Regions from separate parts of the Mus musculus genome. Here region 1 is linked to region 2. Evidence: chromatin loops called from intact Hi-C (ENCODE). Cell type or tissue: heart. All regions are shown on one strand. Each heading gives the region's core, and the rest is flanking DNA. Links, peaks and the distances in the headings are about the cores only. Region 1 holds the start of Rnf38 (ring finger protein 38). Region 2 overlaps Rnf38 (ring finger protein 38).

Region 1 (9,017 bases), core at 4,145-6,644, 65 kb before region 2:
CGGACAGTGCCAAGTGAGATGGCTTAGCAGATAAAGACCTGCCACCAACCATAACCACTTGGGTTAGATCCCTGAGAGTCCACATGGTAGGAAAGAATTGACCCCAGCGAGTCATCCCCTGGCTTATACACACACACACACACACACACACACACACACACACACACACACGTGAATGCATACACACATGTGAATGCATACACACACAGAAGAAAGAAAGAAAGAGGGAAAGAGAGAGAGAGAGAGAGAAAGGAAGGAAGGAAAAAAGAAAGAAAGAAGGAAAAAGAGAGAAAGAAAGAAAGAAAGAAAGAGAGAGAAAGAAAGAACAGACAGTGCTTGTAACCACCGAGCCACCTCTCTGGCCCCAGCTGCCTTTGACTCTACACCGTCATGGCTTCTATTCCTACCACTGTGCCTTAGTTTGGATCTTTCTCACCCTTTGCCTAAGAGCTTTGTAGCCCGTTTTCTGGTGTCATGCTTTCTTCTGACCCACCTCCTATGTAACACTCATCCAGAGTGTTTCCAAAGTGTGTCCTGATCATGGTGTTTCCTCAGTGACTCCAGCGAGCCCCTTCACTCACCACATAAGTAGCTCTGATGCCCCTCAACATGGCGTTCAAGACTGTATAATTTAGCCTTATCTTTTAGACACATATTACACATAGTAATAGGATTCGGTATGATACAGATACATATGTATACAATTTAGCACAAGTAAAATCCAACCACCTATTTCCCACCCTTCCCAATGTTCCGTAATCACTATCCTACTTGCCTGTTGATTTTTAACATAAATTTTCATTTATATATTTCCAAATTTTAATTTATTTATTTGTGCATGAAATACAGGTTCACATCTGCATTCCCCCTGCCTCTGCTTTCCAGTGTAGGATTATAGGCATGTGTGACCATGTGTATCTCTCTCTCTTTTTTTTTTTTTTTTTTTGGTTTTTCGAATCAGGGTTTCTCTGTATAGCCCTGGCTGTCCTGGAACTCACTTTGTAGATCAGGCTGGCCTCGAACTCAGAAATCTGCCTGCCTCTGCCTCTCAAGTGCTGAGATTAAAGGCCTGTCCCACCACCGCTGGGCTACATTTTTTATTACAAAATTATTACATTTAAGTGTTTGTGTGGGTGGGTAGGTTGGGGGGTGGCGTGAGTGCACGCTATGAAGGCTGTGTGGAAGTCAGAGGACAACTTGCTGGAGCCAATTCTGTCCTTTCACATGGGTCCTCGGAGAATGGTGCTTTGGGTGTGGGGTTTGTCATCTCCACAGCCTATGGGGTTTATGTTGTAAAACGTTTCGCACGTGAGAGGAGCATGTAGTACTTGTCTCAACATGATGTCTTCCAGATCCACTTCTTTAGCTGCACATGGTGAGCTTCTGTTGTTCTTTACAGATGAATAATGCTGCACTGTGTACATATCCAGCATTTCAACTCCCCAGTTTGGGGGTTGGGGGTTTAGCTAGGTGGTAGAGAGCTAGCATAGCAAACGCAAGGTCATGGGTTCAGTCCTCAGCGCTGAAAAATAAAACAAAAATAAACAAACAAACAAAAAACCCCAAAATAACCAAAAGATCAACTTCCCAGTTTGATCTCCTCACAATCTTTTCTTCCTTCTGACCTCTGCAGCACCTCCTTAGTGATCAACCCTATTGATCTCTTACACCTGCGGGTTTTCTACACCCATAGATTTAGTCTCTCTCACTAATCACCAATGGAGAATGGCCAGTGGGCCACAGCAGGCAGGAGGGCCCAGGCTTTCATGATGTCTTAGGGGGTGTGGCGATGACTCAGGGCTTTTGGGCCCTCTCTCATTTCTTCCTGGTCTCAAGGCATCCTTTGATGGGTTCTTTGGGCTGACTAGACTACACTGCTAGTCTGTTCTTTCTCTTTAGGGTGGTCACTTAAGACATTTGCTCTAGCTTGGAGCTGTAAGAGATGACTCTGGGGTGTTGACTGTGGGGATAAAAAGAGACTAACCTGGCTGGGTGGTGGTGGCTCACGCCTTTAAGTCACAGCACTCAGGATACAGAGGCAGACAGATGAGTTCAAGGCCAGCCTGGTCTACAGCCTGAGTTCCAGGTCAGCCAGGGCTACACAGAGGAAACCCTGTTTTGAAAAACAAACAAAACAACAATAACAACAAAAACAGGGTAAACAATGCTCAAGATGGCTGCGATTCATGAAAGGGACGATGCCTCTGGACAGTAGTTTACAGATGTTCTTCAGTGGCCTTATTAGGATGGAGGCCCTGGCCTGAAAATACATTATCTGACTCTCCTGTGACAAGAAACTCAGGGATGAAATGCAGGAAAATTTAGGTCCTTTGGTCAAAGATAATCTCACTGTGTTTCAGTACAGCTTCCCCGAGCTGTCCTTCTTGGTGAACTACTCATCCTTAAGATCTTTTTTATTTTATTTTATTTTATTTTGGTTTTTCGAGACAGGGTTTCTCTGTATAGCCCTGGCTGTCCTGGAGCTCATTTTGTAGACCAGGCTGGCCTCGAACTCAGAAATCCGCCTGCCTCTGCCTCCTGAGTGCTGGGATTAAAGGCGTGTGCCACCACGTCCGGCTCTTAAGATCTTTAAAAGGTTTGTTGTTGTTGTGTGTGTGTGTGTGTGGTTTTTTTTTGTTTTGTTTTGTTTTTGTTTTTTGAGATAGGTTCTGTGTAGCTCAGAAATTTGACTACAAATATCTCAAGTGACCAAGAATGATCTTCTCTGATGCAATTATCATCCATAACTTCTAAGACTCTCTGACCTCCAAGGAGATTGCAAGCTCTCTGAAGGCCTGGACAATATCGTTATTATCGTCGTAGCTTCATTTCTGAGCACCGCTAATGACCGGATAGATGAAAGACAATGCATCATCTAGTGTCAACTGCGGACTTGGAAATGTCTGTTGCCAAAGATCGTCTGCTTTGCCCTCCCAGTCTTTCTTTGCATGGTGCAGGGAAAAAGCTGAGGCTAATTTTTATTAAAACAATCTAGCCAGCAGCTTAGCTGCACCCTTACCCACATGCCTGTACTTAGAGACTCTACTCAGCACATGGTTGGGTTTATTTTGCTCTTCCATGGATAACGCCGAGAGCCAGAGAATGATGGGAAGATAATCGGTTCAGCCGCCAACATCGCATTTGAGAAAAGAGGGCAGACCGGGGGGAGGGGGAATGATGGTGTTTTGAATCCTCAGAAATCTTCCCCAAATAATAGGAAAGCCTTCAGTACAGCTCCGAATGTTTCCTCACTTCGAAGCCTCTTCCTCTTCTGAGATTAGGCCCAGTTGCCTGGACGGCTTCCTGTCAGGGCTTTCCCGACAAGGGTATTTAAAGTGAGAAAGAGGAAGAGAAAGTCGGAGACAGGGGCGAGGACCACCGCTGAGTCGGACTGGCTTCTGCTGGGAATTCAAGATGGGTCTCCAGGACTCAGGGAAGGGCGCTCGTTCATCTCCAACTCTTGCGTCTCCGCCTCTGCGGTTCTCTAGGGCTCCGCGGAGACTGATCTATCACCAATCAGCCTCAGAAGCGAAGAGAGAGTTTCTTTCCTAAGTGTCTCAAAAGCACAAACTTTGAGGAGACAACCGGGAGGGAGGACCGACGTGCAGGGGGCAGAGGCAGGAAGCAAGCAGGCAGGCAGGCGCAGGGAAGGCAGAGGAACGCCCGGCAGGCTGAGGCTAACCGGGGCGGACCGGGGTACACTCCCCAGCGCAGACACCGCCCGAGGCAGCAGAGCGGCAGGGCCTGCGCAGCGGTCGGCCTGGCCTCCGAGGCCCGCGGCCGCGCCCCGGAGGCGGGCCGGGGGCGGGGCAGCACCGGGCTGGGGCGCAGATGCCGAGAGCTTTGGCCCGGGCCTCCCCGCTTGGGCGGGCCGCGGCTGCTGAGGATCCCCCTAGACGCCGCCCGGGAGCCACGGCCCGGAGCCCAGCGCTCATTGGCGGCGCGGCGCGGTCTCCCCGCCCCCCGGCGTCCCCGCCCCCTCCGCCGCCGCCGCCGCCGCGGCTCGGCTCCGCCTCCTGGCCCGCCGGGAGCCGCCTCCGTCGCCGCCACAGCCTCCTTCGCCGCCGGTCCGGGCCCAGCCAGCGCCCGCCGCGCCGGAGTCGAGTCGCAGTCCGAGCCGCTGCCCGCGGCCCCGCCATGAGCGGAAGCGCCGCCGCCGCGGTCGCGGTCGCCGCCGCCGCCGCCGCCTCAGCCGCCGCCGCCGCGCACTTCCAGCCTCGGTCGTCGTCTCCCAGGCCGGGGCCCGCCGAGCTCGGGCCCCCCCGCCGCCCGCGCCCCCCGCCGCCCCCGCCGCCGCCCCGGCCCGAGCCCATCACCGCCGGCCGCCTTAGCCCTCCGGGCCACGGGCCTCTTCGGAGCGGGGCGCAGGGTGTCGGTGCCTGCGGCAGAGCGCCCGGAGCAGGTACGGGGTCTGCCGGCGAGGCGGGGCGGGGCGGGGCGGGCTGTGCGGGGAGGGGTGAGGGTCAGTCCGGGGCAAGGGGTCCCGCGGAGAGGGAGGAGCCTTGCCCGCCACAGCTTTGTCCAGCCCGGGAGACCCCGGGAGCCCTGCTCCTCCGCCGGGCAGAGCGCCTCACAAAGCGTTTTCGCACCCGCTGGGCAGCCCCTTCCTGCGGGGTGGGCAGGGCAGGACCTCGTGAGGAATCGGCTCTGCCGGGGAGGAAACTGAGGCTTACCGGGGGAAGTGACTTGCCCAAGGTCACAAAGCCAGCTAGAGTCGTGTCTTGGCTGAGAACCAGGGCCACCCTGGAGCTGGCGCGGGCCGTCAGCCGAGGGGGCTGGGAGGAGGAGGCAGAGTCCCCAGCCCCTGAGTCTGGAGTGGTAGGAAGAAGGGGGTTGGGGCCTGCGCCCTGGCACACCCACCAGGGTAGCTAACCTATGCTAAGCTGACCAGGACAGGTAGGAAGGAGAAACAGGAGCTGCCTCGGGAGCTTAGTGCCCTGGGGAGCCGATTTTGGGAGCTGGAGCGAGCAGGACTCCTGCCGGGGGCGGGGAGGGGGATGTGCTCCGAGAGGGTTTTATTGAGGTAGTGGAGTAGAGCTTTGGAAACTTGACTCGGGGACCGTTTGGCCCTCTCCAGGTCAGCCTTCTCACTACTGCATAGGCTAAGCCAGCCCAGCGGGAATGAAAGGGAAGGAGGCCTGTTTATACAGTGTCTTTTTCCAGGAAATTGCCCGAGTTTTGTTTATGCCCGGAACAGAAATACATAACTGGTCCTGGTAAAAGCATGCATGCGACAGAAGGCCATCCGAGCCTTTTCTAGATGGTCTGGACTTAACACACTTGGAGAATTCTCTGAGGAAGAGCAGCTGTCCTAGAAGGGGGAAGGAAGTTGGGAGGGTTAGGACAACTCACCCTCCTGCCTGCTTTACAATTCAGGAGGAATCCATTCTTACTTGGGGTGATTAGGCGAGTTGCTTTTACTCTGCGTGCATCTTAGAAAAGGCGAGGGGATAATAATTATTTCCAGAGGAGAAAGCAATGGAAGGATAGCAGGCAATGAGGAAAGATCAGTAGAAGCTGTGGAATGGGGAAAAAGAGAGGGTATGTAGTTATTGTGGGGGAAGGGAGATAAAGGGATTGCTGAAGGGGAGGGAGGAGAGCAGATAGCTTAGAGAAAAAGACTGGGATGCTTCCAAAAGGCAAGCAAAGCAAATAGGGTAAGTTTGAAGTGAGCCTCTTCAAGCTGAGCGCTGTCTACAATATAGAGTTTTCCTATGGGTCTGACATAATTTTGTGTGTGGTTTTTTTTTTTTTTTTTTTTTTTGGTTTTGTTTTGGTAAGGACAGTTGTAATATGTTATAGACTCATGCTGCCCTTAACTTCACCTACTTTCTTCATTCTCATCCCTAAGGATACAGACCCTAGAGTGCCTAAGGTATTGTCTTGAAAGTAAGGCTTGACAAAAGAAGGAAGAGAAAGACTAATTAGCAAGTGAATTAATTAAGGCCTTTTCTCCAGATTGATTCCTTAAAGTCAGCTGTTTCTTTACTGTCCTGCACTGTACCTGAGCTTTCTGTCTTGGGTGCTGTTGGAAGGCTGCTTTGGGGTTGTGGTCCCAGCACTAGGAAGACTGAGGGATTAAGAGTTTCAGGCCAGCTGGTCACCGCAGCAAGTGGGAAGCCTGGTCAATTTAGGAAAAATCCTAGGATTTTGTTACAGATTTGCATGTGTGTATGTGTGTGTGTGTGTGTGTGTGTGTGTGTATGTATGTATGTATGTATGTGTTTAAAGATTTATTTATTTATCTATTTATCTACTTATTTGTGTGTTTTCAAGATAGGGTTTTTCTAAGCCTTCCCTAGCTGTCCTGGACTTGCATTGTAGACTAGGCTGGCATCGAACTCACAGATCCACCTACCTCTGCCTCCTGAGTGGAAGGACTAAAAAGACTTGTGCTGCCACACCTGGTTAATAGGTTTATTTTGCATGTGTGAGCGTTTTGTCTGCAGGTGTTTATGTATGTGCATCACATGAAGGCCAGATTAGAGTGTCAGAAACTCTGGAAGTCCAGTTACAGGCTGTTGTGAGCCTTCATTTGGGTGCTAGGGTCTGAGCCTCGGCCCTTTTCAAGTGTAGCCAGTGATCATAACTGCTGAGCCTCAAAATCCTGTTTTGAAATGTAATAGAAGGGAGAGTGCTTGTCTAGTACCTTTCAGGCCCTGGGTTTTATTCCTAATAGTACAAACAAACTGTGACTATAAGAAACACATTTAGCATGTATTTCCACCTATATGTATATGTGTGTGTGTGTGTGTGTGTGTGTGTATGAACATTTATTTGTCAAAGACTTGTAATCAGACAAATGTAAATTGAACAGCAATATATGCTATTTCATTCCTGTCAGCCAGGCAGAACTTAAATGTTCTGGTGAGCATTAGTAAGATTGTAGAGAAATAATAAACTTCTGTTGCTTTGTTGTTGTGCTAAGGGTAGGACCCAGCCTCCTATATGCTAAGCAAGTCCTCTGTCACAGAACTATAGCTCTAGCCCTGTGGGAGATGGGAAATACTTTTAAAAACAGGGCCCCACTGTGTAGTCTTGGCTGTCCTGGAACTTGCTATGTAGACCAAGTTGGCCTTGAACTCACAGAGATGCACCTTCCCTAATTCCTGACTTGACTGCTAGGATTAATAAACTGTACTTTTATATACTGTTAATGGGAACGGAACTGTGTGCAACCACCTTGGAGAGTAGTAGTAGTGTAACAAATAGCTAGTTAAAAGCTGGTTGACGTACCTATCTATCTAAAATGGGTAAAGACAATAATAAATACAAGAGAAGTACAAGAATCTTATTCCAGGGGCTGGAGAAAAGGGTCAGTGAGTAAGAACACTGTTCTTCCAGAGGCCCTGGGTTCAAATCCCAGCACCCACATGGCAGCTCACAACTGTGTGTAACTTCAGGATCTGACACCCTCACACAGACATATATACAGACAAAACATCAATGCATATAAAATAAAATATATATATATATATATATATATATAATTCCAGCTCATATATGGCACCAGTAGGGCCATATAAACTTTTAGAAAGACCCTTGCACAGTCTGAAGAGATATCTTACTAGGTGAAGTGCTTTCTATGAAAGCATGAAGACCCAAAGCCAGCTGTGGCAGTGTTTGCCTTCAACCCTCGTCTTGCGAGGTAGTGTGGAGGCAGCTGCACCCTGTAGATTTAATAGCTACAGTCAGTGAGAGACTCAGCCTCAAGAAAATAAGGTGAATAGCGGTAGAGAAAGATGCCTAAACTGCCTCTCGCATCCACATGAGCAGGTGTGTGCAGGAGTACCTGTGAACACTGCAATCATTGAACAGTGAACGCACACGCCCAGGGCCCCCACACAGCTGAATATTACAGCTCTTCGAGGACATAAATAAAAGCATCAATGGTGTCACATACCTGTAATTCTAATAGTTTGGAGGTGGAACAAGTTCAAGGCCAGCATGGGCAACTAAAAAACTTATCTCAACCTGCCACCTCAGTAAATTATAGCTAATGTATCACAAATGGATGTATATTAAAAACCTGATATGTTTTGGGGGAGCAACTCCCAGAAGAATTTTTACAGAAATTTTCCACTTGTGTATTTTGAAAACTCAAAACTATTTGTGGTTATATACATACATAGTAATGTAAACACATGTGTCGGGACTGCAAAAATTCACAAGTAGTACTTATCTCTGGGTAGAGAAGGTGGAGCATGGGATAAGACTGGTATGCAAAGGGCTCTGATTGTACTTAATATTACTTAAATTCAGATCAGGAAATTGCAAATTAAGATTTGTTAGTGTTGGATGTGAGTTATAGAGATTAAATATATTATTCATATATTATTCTAAATATTTTTCAGATGTCTGAAATATTTCTCAGATGTCTGAAATATTTCTCAGATGTCTCTCATTTTCTTGTTTATAGAACATAAAGTTTTGTCCTATAGTGCTGGATCTGTAACTACAGCATCTACTCCAGCGTAGTCTGTTAGGCCCCGGGCCCTGGCCTCCAGGCCCCGGGCTTCTTTTTTTACTTTTTCTGACCTGTAACCTAGTTTTGCTGTGAGTAAAGAGAAAAAAGTTTGTTATTATTTTTAATTAAAAAAATATAAGTATGGGTGTTTTGTCTGCATGAATGACTGTATAGCATAGCATATCTGGTGTCTAGGGCTAGAAGAGGGCATTGCATCCCCTGGAACTGTAGTTTCATTGTAAGGAGCTACGTGAGTTCTGGAAAGCATGGATAAGTTCTCAACTGCTGAACCTTTTTTCTAGCCATGGGTAATTTCTATTTTGGAATTTATTTTATTCTGGAGAACATAGAGGATTCTCTAAATTTTCTAGAGGACCTAGATCAGCAGTTGGAGCTTTGTCAAAGATGACACTGCTCCGGCACGTTCTGACTTACCAGGTAGACAATAGGCCCAGCCACCCGAGTCACGGGCTCACTTGCTAGAGTTTGAGGCCCTGTTTCAGATTTGCCAGAGCCCAGCCTCTAGGCCCTTCCCCAGGCTGTGCTTTGT
Region 2 (9,017 bases), core at 2,558-5,057:
AAATGTTTGAAGAAAGTGTAACAGCGGTCCTACAGTCCTTCATTTGTTTCTAGAGCACAGGAGAGTGTGGGAGAGATTGATATTTTCTAAGACTAACAGAAATATTTGTAATAAAACCTGATGTAGGCATTAAATGGGAAATTATACAAGGACAAAAAATAAATGTACTAAAGAATATAAGTAGACCAAACCCATCAGTATTTAAAAAGAACAATCATAAGACCTGAATGGACTTAATGGTTCAATAGCCAAAATCTAACTAATACAGTTTATATGTTAACTAAAAAATATGATAGGAAAAGAAAATTTTGGTACAATTAAACCACCAAGTTATTTCTAACTTTCAGCAAGTTAGAAATAGAAGACTCTCCTTAAATTATTTCACTCCCTGGAAATACCCGAAAAATGCCCTGAACACTCCATACTCAAATGACCACAGTTGTCTAGTGGAGATTTGATAGGAAAAACAAGGTTGTCCCGTGGCTGTCTCCCTCTGACTGGGATGTACTTACCAGGTGGTGCAGAAGGACAGTTAAGTGGCAAGAATATGTTGGCAAGAAAAAAAAATAGTTTTGTTATTTTCAGCTGAATATAAAGAATTTAAACAGGACTTTTTATTTTTAAAAGCCTGAAGGGTTGAGATTAACTATTACAACTGAGTTAGAAAAGTCAATTGGAACAAACTTAAGAACTGAGATGTAAGATAATTACAGAACATTGTGAAGCATGATTTAAAAAAAAAAAAATTAGAGCAAATCAAAGGCTTTACCCTGCTCGGGTGCTGGAGGACTTGGCATTATCCGACTAACACTGCCTTCTCATCTCCAGGTTCAGCGAAGTCCCAATTTAAATCCCAGTTGTTCTTCTTTACAGTTACTAAAACTTTTTTATTGAAATTCAAAAGACAAGAGTGGACAAGATTTCTGAACCCAAAAATAAAATCTGTGAAGGTGATAAAGAGCGTTTTTCTTTTTGAAACTGTCTTGTACACAACCCAGGCTTGACCAGAATCCTTAATCTGCCTGCCCTTAGCATCTCAAATGCTGGGATCAGAGACGTGCTACTACACAGCTGCCAAGAAAGCCAGTTTGATGACTACCTCACCAAATCATATTCTAGCACAAGTGCTAGAAATATCTCTTAGACAAATTCCTTAATGATCTCTGTAAAGAAGTAGATAGGCAGGTATTGGAGATCCAGCTCAAGGCCTTAACATGTTAGACGTGTGTTCCAGCGCTGAGTTTCACGTAACTTAGATAACAACAGATGAACACCAAACCTGTAGCTATACTTAAAAACTTCAAGGTGGAGAAAATTAACGGTGTGTTTGTAATGTCCCAATAAAGATAGAAAAACTTGATGGCATAAGGAGGAGAATAGTTAGAGCCAAATCCTTGAGAAAATGAAACCGGATACAGAATTGGAGTGCTGTGAATTTTCATTGCGGTCAGATCTGAGCTTCTTTATGGTTCCTGTGAGGTGCTGGGTGTCTACTTTAGTGGAGGTTTGTGATGACTGCTCTTCCTCCTTTGTATTAGAAGGGTAGGGCCCCTGGGCTGAGCTCAGTTACAACTACCAGATACATTTGAAGTCCACTTCCACACGTCCCCATTTCATAGGCAGTGATCTGATAAAGGACTTCAAGAAGACAGTCACAGTTTTCACCTGACAAGAAAACCACTTCTAAAGGACAGCCTTGAAGTCCTCAAAAAGCTCTTGCCACAGCAACTTTTCTTTCAGGTGCTGGATATGCAGCTTTAAAAATGTTAGTTCACTAGTATGTACTAATTACATACATTTCCAGTGCTATACCACATGGATACTTTCTGGTATCCATGGTATAGCTCTGATACCTTCTGGGCTGTGCAGATGTAGAAAATTCTCATTACAGAAAGTGTGTGTGTGTGTGTGTGTGTGTGTGTGTGTGTGTGCGCGCGCGTGTGTGTGTGCGCGCGCTTAAAACTCTTCAACAGGGCTTTCTGCCATTGTGGAAAAAGACAGCAAGCAAAGCTTTAGCTGAAACTACTGTTGAACAACTAAGACATAATTTCTGCCCCACCACATTAGATTGTCAGTTGTCTTATGAAAAGCATGCCCCGTCACTGTGTTTTTATCTGTATCAGACTTGTGGGCTAAGAAAGCATTTAGAAGTTGGGTGTAATGGTACATGCCTTTAATCCCAGCACACTAGAGAAAGGGGCAAATGGATCTCTGTGAGTTCAAGGCCAGCCTGGTCTAAGAGTGAGTTGGGGTGGGGAGGCAAAGAAAAGAGAAGGAAACATAATGGGGGTGAAGAACTGGGGTGAGGGAATACTTCTCTTTCCAGCTTCCCTTTGTATTAGAATTATGCAAGAATTGCTAGAACTTTGCTTCAACAGTTGCTAAGCACCTGAAATAGTGAGCCTTGGAGTTAGTCACAATAGAGCAGTGGTGCTCTGGTACTGGTTGACAGATGTACATAATTATCATATGGTGTTGTTCCTAAACAATGTATATGATCCAAGAAGATCCTGAAACATTTTAGTGTTGATTTTCTTACCCGAGGCCACTGAGACTCAGAGAAGGAAGAAGGGAAGGGTTAAGCCCTCTAGAGGTTTGATTGCTTTCCCTTTTCTGCCCTTTTACCCCACCCCCTCCTGTTTATTCTTAGCCTCCTCCTACACCCACCTTCTTTCTTCGACTCTAGGTTTTAGACCGGATTTTGATACAGTAGACCAGGCGGACCTAAAGCTCCTATTCGTCCTCTTTCTCAGCTTTCCCAGGGTTTGAGCCCGCCATGCCCAGCTCAGTCTGAGTTTTCTGTTCACCGATCCTTTAACTTTTAATAAACTTTTAAAGAAACTTCTAATTTCTACTTAAAAAGCCTACTTTTCCATAATTTCCAATGGTATTGAACAATTCTTTTCCTTGTATTTACTGAGCCAATATAGGGTTTATGTTCTCTATTGGATCTTCACCCCAATAGTGAGCTGAGGCTTCATTTAGTATTCGAACTTAACTTCCTATCTCAGCAAAGTCACAGAATCTGTCACCGTCGTCCTGAGGGTTGGACAAGTTAGATACAAGCCTGCTTGTTTTGTTTTGAAACCACGTGTCTACATCAGTAAAAGTTCCTGCATCTTAGGTCATGTAAATACATACTATATTGTGAGGTTTACTGCTCTACTGCTGACTTTTAGAGTTGCTGGCGGGAGCGAGAGCTGCCGCCGGGCTAGGCACTCCCTGCGTTGGGAGACGCTGCCCCACCTCCCCACCTTCGCCGCCCGAGCAAGCCGAGCGAGTGAGCTTGGGCGGGGCTGCGCAGGGGCGCTGCGCACCGGCTCTGTTGCCGGAACTGGCCCGAGCGGCCTGGACGTGCGCGGCCCCGCCCCCGCGGGTGGAAACAAAGGGGGCTCGGCGCGGGGGAAGAGGCGGAGCTACCCGGCGATCCTGCGCTTGGCTGGCTAGGTTTGTGCGGGCAAGGGGAGGGGAGGGGAGGGGAGGGGAGGGGAGGGGAGGGGAGGGGAGGGGAGGGGAGGGGAGGGGAGGGGAGGGGAGGGGAGGGGAGGGGAGGGGAGGGGAGGGGAGGGGAGGGGCGGGCGTCCGGAACTCCGAGGTGGGAGGCTGTCGAGTTCTGCGGTTCGAAGCGTAGCGCTTGGGGTATCGCCTGCGCGCGCAGCGCAATTCACTGCGCCGGCGCGGCCCGCGCGGGTCCGCGAGCGCTGACAAGGGGTGCAGTGGGGTGGGCTGGGGCGGGGCCCCTCGTGCGGCTGGCGGGCGTGCCTCCGGAGGCCGGGGCGGTTGGGACGGCGGGCAGAAAAGATGGGGCTTCCCAGGCGCTAGTCGGCTCCTTCGGCGCAGGGCGTGGAGCCGTGGGTTTCTGGAGAGGCGCGTGTGATGGTGCCAAGAGGAAGGAAGCGCCGTGACAGCGCCTCAGTCGGAACCCGGGTTCCGAGGGCAAGGACGATCGGGGACGGCGGCCCTGGCGAGCTGGCCGCCGGCGGGGCGAGCAGTCACAATAGGAGGCGGCGGCCCGGCCGGGAGCGGTGGGAGCAGCCCCGCAGGGCGGAGCCTCCCCTCGCAGGTACTGGCGGCGACGGCCGTTGGCTCCCGCGCGAGGGCGGTACTGGCCGCGGGAGGTTGGGAGCCGGCGGGCCGCGCTCGGCGGACGTTTCCCGGCAGCCTGGCGCTCTTTGTTCCCGCGGCGGCGGGGAGCCGGCCCGCCCCTGCCTGGACGAGACGCAGGTGAAGTGATGATGTCACTTGGGAGAACTCAGAACCCGGTTGGAGGGGTCCTCTCTCGCGGCCTTCTACCTCCGCGGGTTTCTGGACGGGCTCCGTTTTGTTCTCAGTGGATGGAAGTTCTTCCTTTCAGGGCTGAAGAATGAGAGAGGTTGGTTTTTGAAACAGGAGTTTTTCGGGTTACCGAAAGCCAACGAGAACTAAGTTGTTGGTTTTTTTTCCCCTATATATGATCCAACGAGGACAACGCTTTTGTGTTAGAGGCCATTCAGTAAAAGTTGAACGTGCTAATTCTTTTACCATAGAGTTGAATACTTAAATATAATCGTTGGATAGCGATTTCTTTCCTTATACGAGGTGGATATTGAAATGTATTCAGCGCTCATACATGACTCTTGGAATTCTTAAGTCTGCCGAATACTGCCTGTTTTGCAGATACTATTGTAGTAACATTTACTTAACGAAGTTTCTTTAACTAGCATGCAACTTTGTAACCAGGATTTAAGGAATTCCAATTACATTTGAATCATAGTCGAAAAATAAACTTGTGGTTCATTTTGGGGAACACACTGTCTAATGGCGAAATCCAACTTACTTGAAAAATGACAAGATCAAACGTGTTGGGTTTCTTGCGGAAATAAGTAACACTCAAAGATGACAATTTTGAGTGGGAATTGTCCTCTTGAGATAGTTCCTTTTACTTTAGAAACATACTAGTATATATGTATTTTGCCTTTAGAAAACCTGCTTATCCTAAGCCTGTTGATTATAAGGTTCTACTTTAAAGTCAATTCTTTAGTTTTATGTAGGAGTAAGTACTACTTTTTCTACAAGCTCTGGAGGACTCAAAGGATAGTATTAGGTTCTGCTCTAAGAGATCTTGGCCTCACATTCTCTGTAAGTTAAGAAAGAATTGTATTTAAACCCTCTGATCCTTCCACCAGTGGTGTATTACATTCCAAAAGGTAGTTGGCTGTGTTTCTACGCTTGTTAAAGTTTATGCCCATCTTGATTCTTTTAAAAATGTTTTTAACAATAAATATGTTTGGACAACTTGCCCTATTTGGTTGGGTGCCTCTGCCTCATGTGTTCTGGAGGTTGATAAGTCTCCAGCTTTGCTGCAAGCACCTTCACCTGCTGAGCCATTTCATCGGGCCTTATCCTTAACTAAGTTGGTAAATATTAATCTACGTATGTATAAATTCTTTTCTTTACTAGAGCAGTCTGATTTTTGACAAAGATTGGAACAAATCTACTAAGGGAGTCTGTAAGCATTAGATAGATCTATTGTCTCTCTTTGCCCCAGCATTGGATAAGTCTTAGTTAACACTGCCAGGCACTGTGATTATATTTTTATTTAGCTTAATGTGGGTGAGAAGCCTTTAAAATAAAAATCTCCAAAATGGTTAGATCCTTGAGCAGTGTAGAAAGACTGTTAGTCAAGATGTTTATCTTTAGTTCTATCTGTTTTGTATTTTGTGCTGCCATTAGTTTGGAGCACTGTTTTGTAATCTCTCTTACTGGAAAGGTAGGTAGTTCTTGATTAGTCTTGATTGTTGCATGGTGTCTCTGGTGCTGTTTACAAATTTTCTGCTTGTTTTTCAGTTAGGTGCATATATGAATATAACTGCTTCATTTCATAGATTGCTTTCAGTTTTCTCTGCAGGGAACATAAGCATTGCAGTATTAATTTGTACATACAGTTCTGGTTCTATCCCATCTATCAGAAGATATTAAATACCTATTATGACATTGGCTAAAGGAACAAAATGATTGAATTCTTTGTAGTAAATGAAAGAGAAATTTAAACAAATGAAGTACAGGGGTGATGTACACATTCTCATTTCCTCCCAGTTTGTCTGTCTATACTATACTACTTAGTTGTGTCTTAGTTGTGTCTTACCATTGTGCTATGGAACTCTGGACTGGGAAAAGGAGAGGGAGCAAGTAGTCTTTAGTTGTTTTTTACCAACCTTGGTTTTGAGTGATTCCCAAAAGACATAGATCTACTTAGTTTGTCTTAAATCAAGAATGGGAATAAGTTTTACTTAGCACCCCCATGTTTACCCCAATTAGTGTCTAGTGGCTTCTCAAAAATGGCACACACAGATAGTGCTGAGAGGTCAGAGGACAGCCTTAGGTATTCATTCATACCTACTGTCTTGAGACAGGCGCTCTTGCCCACTGCTGTATACACCAGGCTAACTGGCTGGTGAATTTCATGGAGTCTCCTGTCTGTTGCTCAGTTTACCACAGGAGCACTGGGATGCATTACTATTCTTCCTGACTTTATATGGATTCTGGGGATTGGACCTCAAGTCCTCATGCTTGTGAGCCAAGCAAATTATCCTGAGCCATCTCTCCAGCACTCCAAGTTTTATTAGCCTGTTTAATTGTGAGCAGATTTATAATAAACTTGTGACATAATCCAGCAAAGCTGACTGTTGTATCATTCGATTAGTTTGGGAGATTTATTCTCTCAATGAGTAGAGTATATTACACTTCTAGGTAATCGCAACAGCACTAAACACAGATTATGGTTTTTGAACTAAAATTTATCTCAGCTTTATGGCACATGTTTAGTCATACTTTTGTTCTAAACTTGTTTATTGAGACAAGATCTCTTACAGACCAGATTGGCCTCATTTCCGGTGTAGCTGAGGTTGACTTTGAATTTCTGGCTCTCCAGAGTTCTAGAATTACAGTTTTGTGCTGCCATACTACAACTGTGTTGGAACATTTACGGGTTTACAGGATTTTGACCTCTTTTGCTGCAGAGCACATATTTTAGATTCAATGGCTTTGTGATTTTGCTTTTTATCGACCAATTTATTACATTTATTTCCAATTTGGTGGGACTGGGGAACCACTGTGTTAAATTAAGTCAGACAAATATCACATGCTTTCTCTGATGAGAGACAAGGAACAAAGAGTGGGGGACATGTAAGACAGGAAGGCGGGCATAAAGGATAACATACATGTATAGAAGAAATGTCACAATTGATTATATCAATTTATAATAAAGAAATTTGTTGACAGGATTTCAGAAAAATCCACCAAGGAATAAAAAGTGATTAAGCAAAGAAATTACTGATAAAAATTGTAAATTTAAACATTTACATTTATCTTATGTGTTTGCCTCACCTGTGCCAGGGGTACATGTGGATCCTAGGGATTGAAGTCAGGTTTCAGGCAACATAATTTGTAAAAAGTACATTATTGAGTACTATCCTGGAAGTTGTGGTGTACATCCTTAATACCTAGGAGTCTGAGGCAGGATGCTTGGGAGTTTAAGGTCATCCTCTGTCTTAAAAACAGACAAAAAAGCTGGCACAGAAGACTGTTAAATCTCTCCATTTTTATGAAAAAAAAAAAAACAAAAACTGAATATAGTAGAAAGCTGCCATTAGAAACCATTTTAGAAGGAACAGTGTTTCCTTAAATCCTATTAGCACAATAGTGCAACTGTGCTAATCTCTAAGACAAGGATTAAATTGTTATTGATGTTATTAGCTGCCCAAAGTATCATAAACTACTAATGCCCTGATGCTTGAAAGGCATATGTAAACGTTAGTCTTACTTTCCAGCTACACCGGGTGAGTTTGCCATCTAGTTACCTGTAAACAAACACTAAAAAAGAAGTTAAGAGGTTGCAGATTTCCTCTCGGCTGTGCTGCTGTGGCAGTTAGAAGCTGCATCCTGAGCTAGGCTGCAGTTACCAAGTATCCCTAGTGCTCAACATTTGCAGGCTAGAGACTCACACAGTGTATCAGCTTAGGAGTGTGGTAAAACCTTAGCCTAATCAAGGAAGAATCAGTGAAATTATGCCTAACAGTTTTTTACAAGGTAACAAGTTTATTTTTAATTAACTGGAAGCATGCTTACATTTTGAATTACAGACTAATGGTGGTCAAACTAAGTGGTAAAGAACAGTGTTACTTTTAAAACTGTTTAAACTCCAAGGTGAACTAAGATTTAAGGTCCTCCTTGGTCTTTCTGAAGTGCATGCCTTTTTAATCAGTTCAATTAAACCTGTACAGTGTGTGCAGATCAGAGAGACTGTCCTGGTTTGCTTCCTGTTGGTGTGACAAACAGTTACCAAAAGCAACCTCGGGAAAAAGAGTTTATGTCACTTATATATAGCTCAGAATCCATCCTAAAGGGAAGTTAGGCCAGGAGCAGAAGTAGAGACTGTGGTACTTACACTGCTTAGACTGTCTTGCCCAACCTGCTTTCTAATGCAGTCCAGGACCACTTGCCCAGGGATGGCCTGCTTGCTCCATGGGCCTGGCCCTTCCACATCAGTCATTAATCAAGAAAATGCCTTATAGGTAGGTGTAGGTGTAGGTGTGTGTGCATGTGTGTGTTTATATAATTTGTTTTATTTATTTGAAATGGGGTCTCGCTGTGTAGCTCTGACTAGGCCTGGAACTCACTATGTAGATGGAGCATGCTAGTCTTGAACACTAAGAGATCTTCCTACTGGGAATAAAAGTGTGTGCCACCATGCCCTGCCTATATGCCAGTTTGAGGGTACATTTTAAATTTTCTCTACTGAGATTCCCTCCCTAGATGAGACCAGGAGCTTGTATCAGGTTGACAGAACTAATCAACACAGGGTTCAGTTCATCTCCTGACATGAAATTAGCCATTATCAGTTGAGATTTTGTTTCAATTTTTAAAAAAATTGTGGGGAGGGGGTTCTGAGAATTCAAATGCAAGGGCTTGTGCATGCTAGATAAGTGCCCTACCATTGAGTGATATCCAAGCCCTATAAAAATATCTTAGTTTATGCT

The links. Hi-C counts contacts between places; a loop is a spot of excess contacts. Peaks named below come from ENCODE experiments on the same cell type or tissue, not always from the same donor. Only the 100,000 strongest peaks of a DNase experiment are listed, where the experiment ranks them.
Region 1: it touches region 2 in a loop (9-fold over the local background); 12 of 42 quality-filtered maps call a loop at or near these places.

Annotation. Positions count from the first base shown.
Region 1 is chr4:44,228,928-44,237,944 of GRCm38, reverse strand. It overlaps Rnf38 (ring finger protein 38), which reads left to right and starts at 4,040. Exons shown (of 12, transcript NM_001379580.1): 1 at 4,040-4,402. The coding sequence starts at 4,138. In heart, for the core only: a CTCF peak has its summit at 5,085; DNase peaks (open chromatin) are centred at 4,524 and 4,884; H3K4me3 peaks cover 1,585 bases; H3K27ac peaks cover 1,290 bases.
Region 2 is chr4:44,162,673-44,171,689 of GRCm38, reverse strand. All of the region lies in intron 2 of Rnf38 (ring finger protein 38), which reads left to right. Among named protein-coding and RNA genes, the nearest start is that of Mir5106, 54 kb to the left of the region's middle. In heart, for the core only: a CTCF peak has its summit at 4,083; DNase peaks (open chromatin) are centred at 3,289 and 3,679; H3K4me3 peaks cover 2,500 bases; H3K27ac peaks cover 1,964 bases.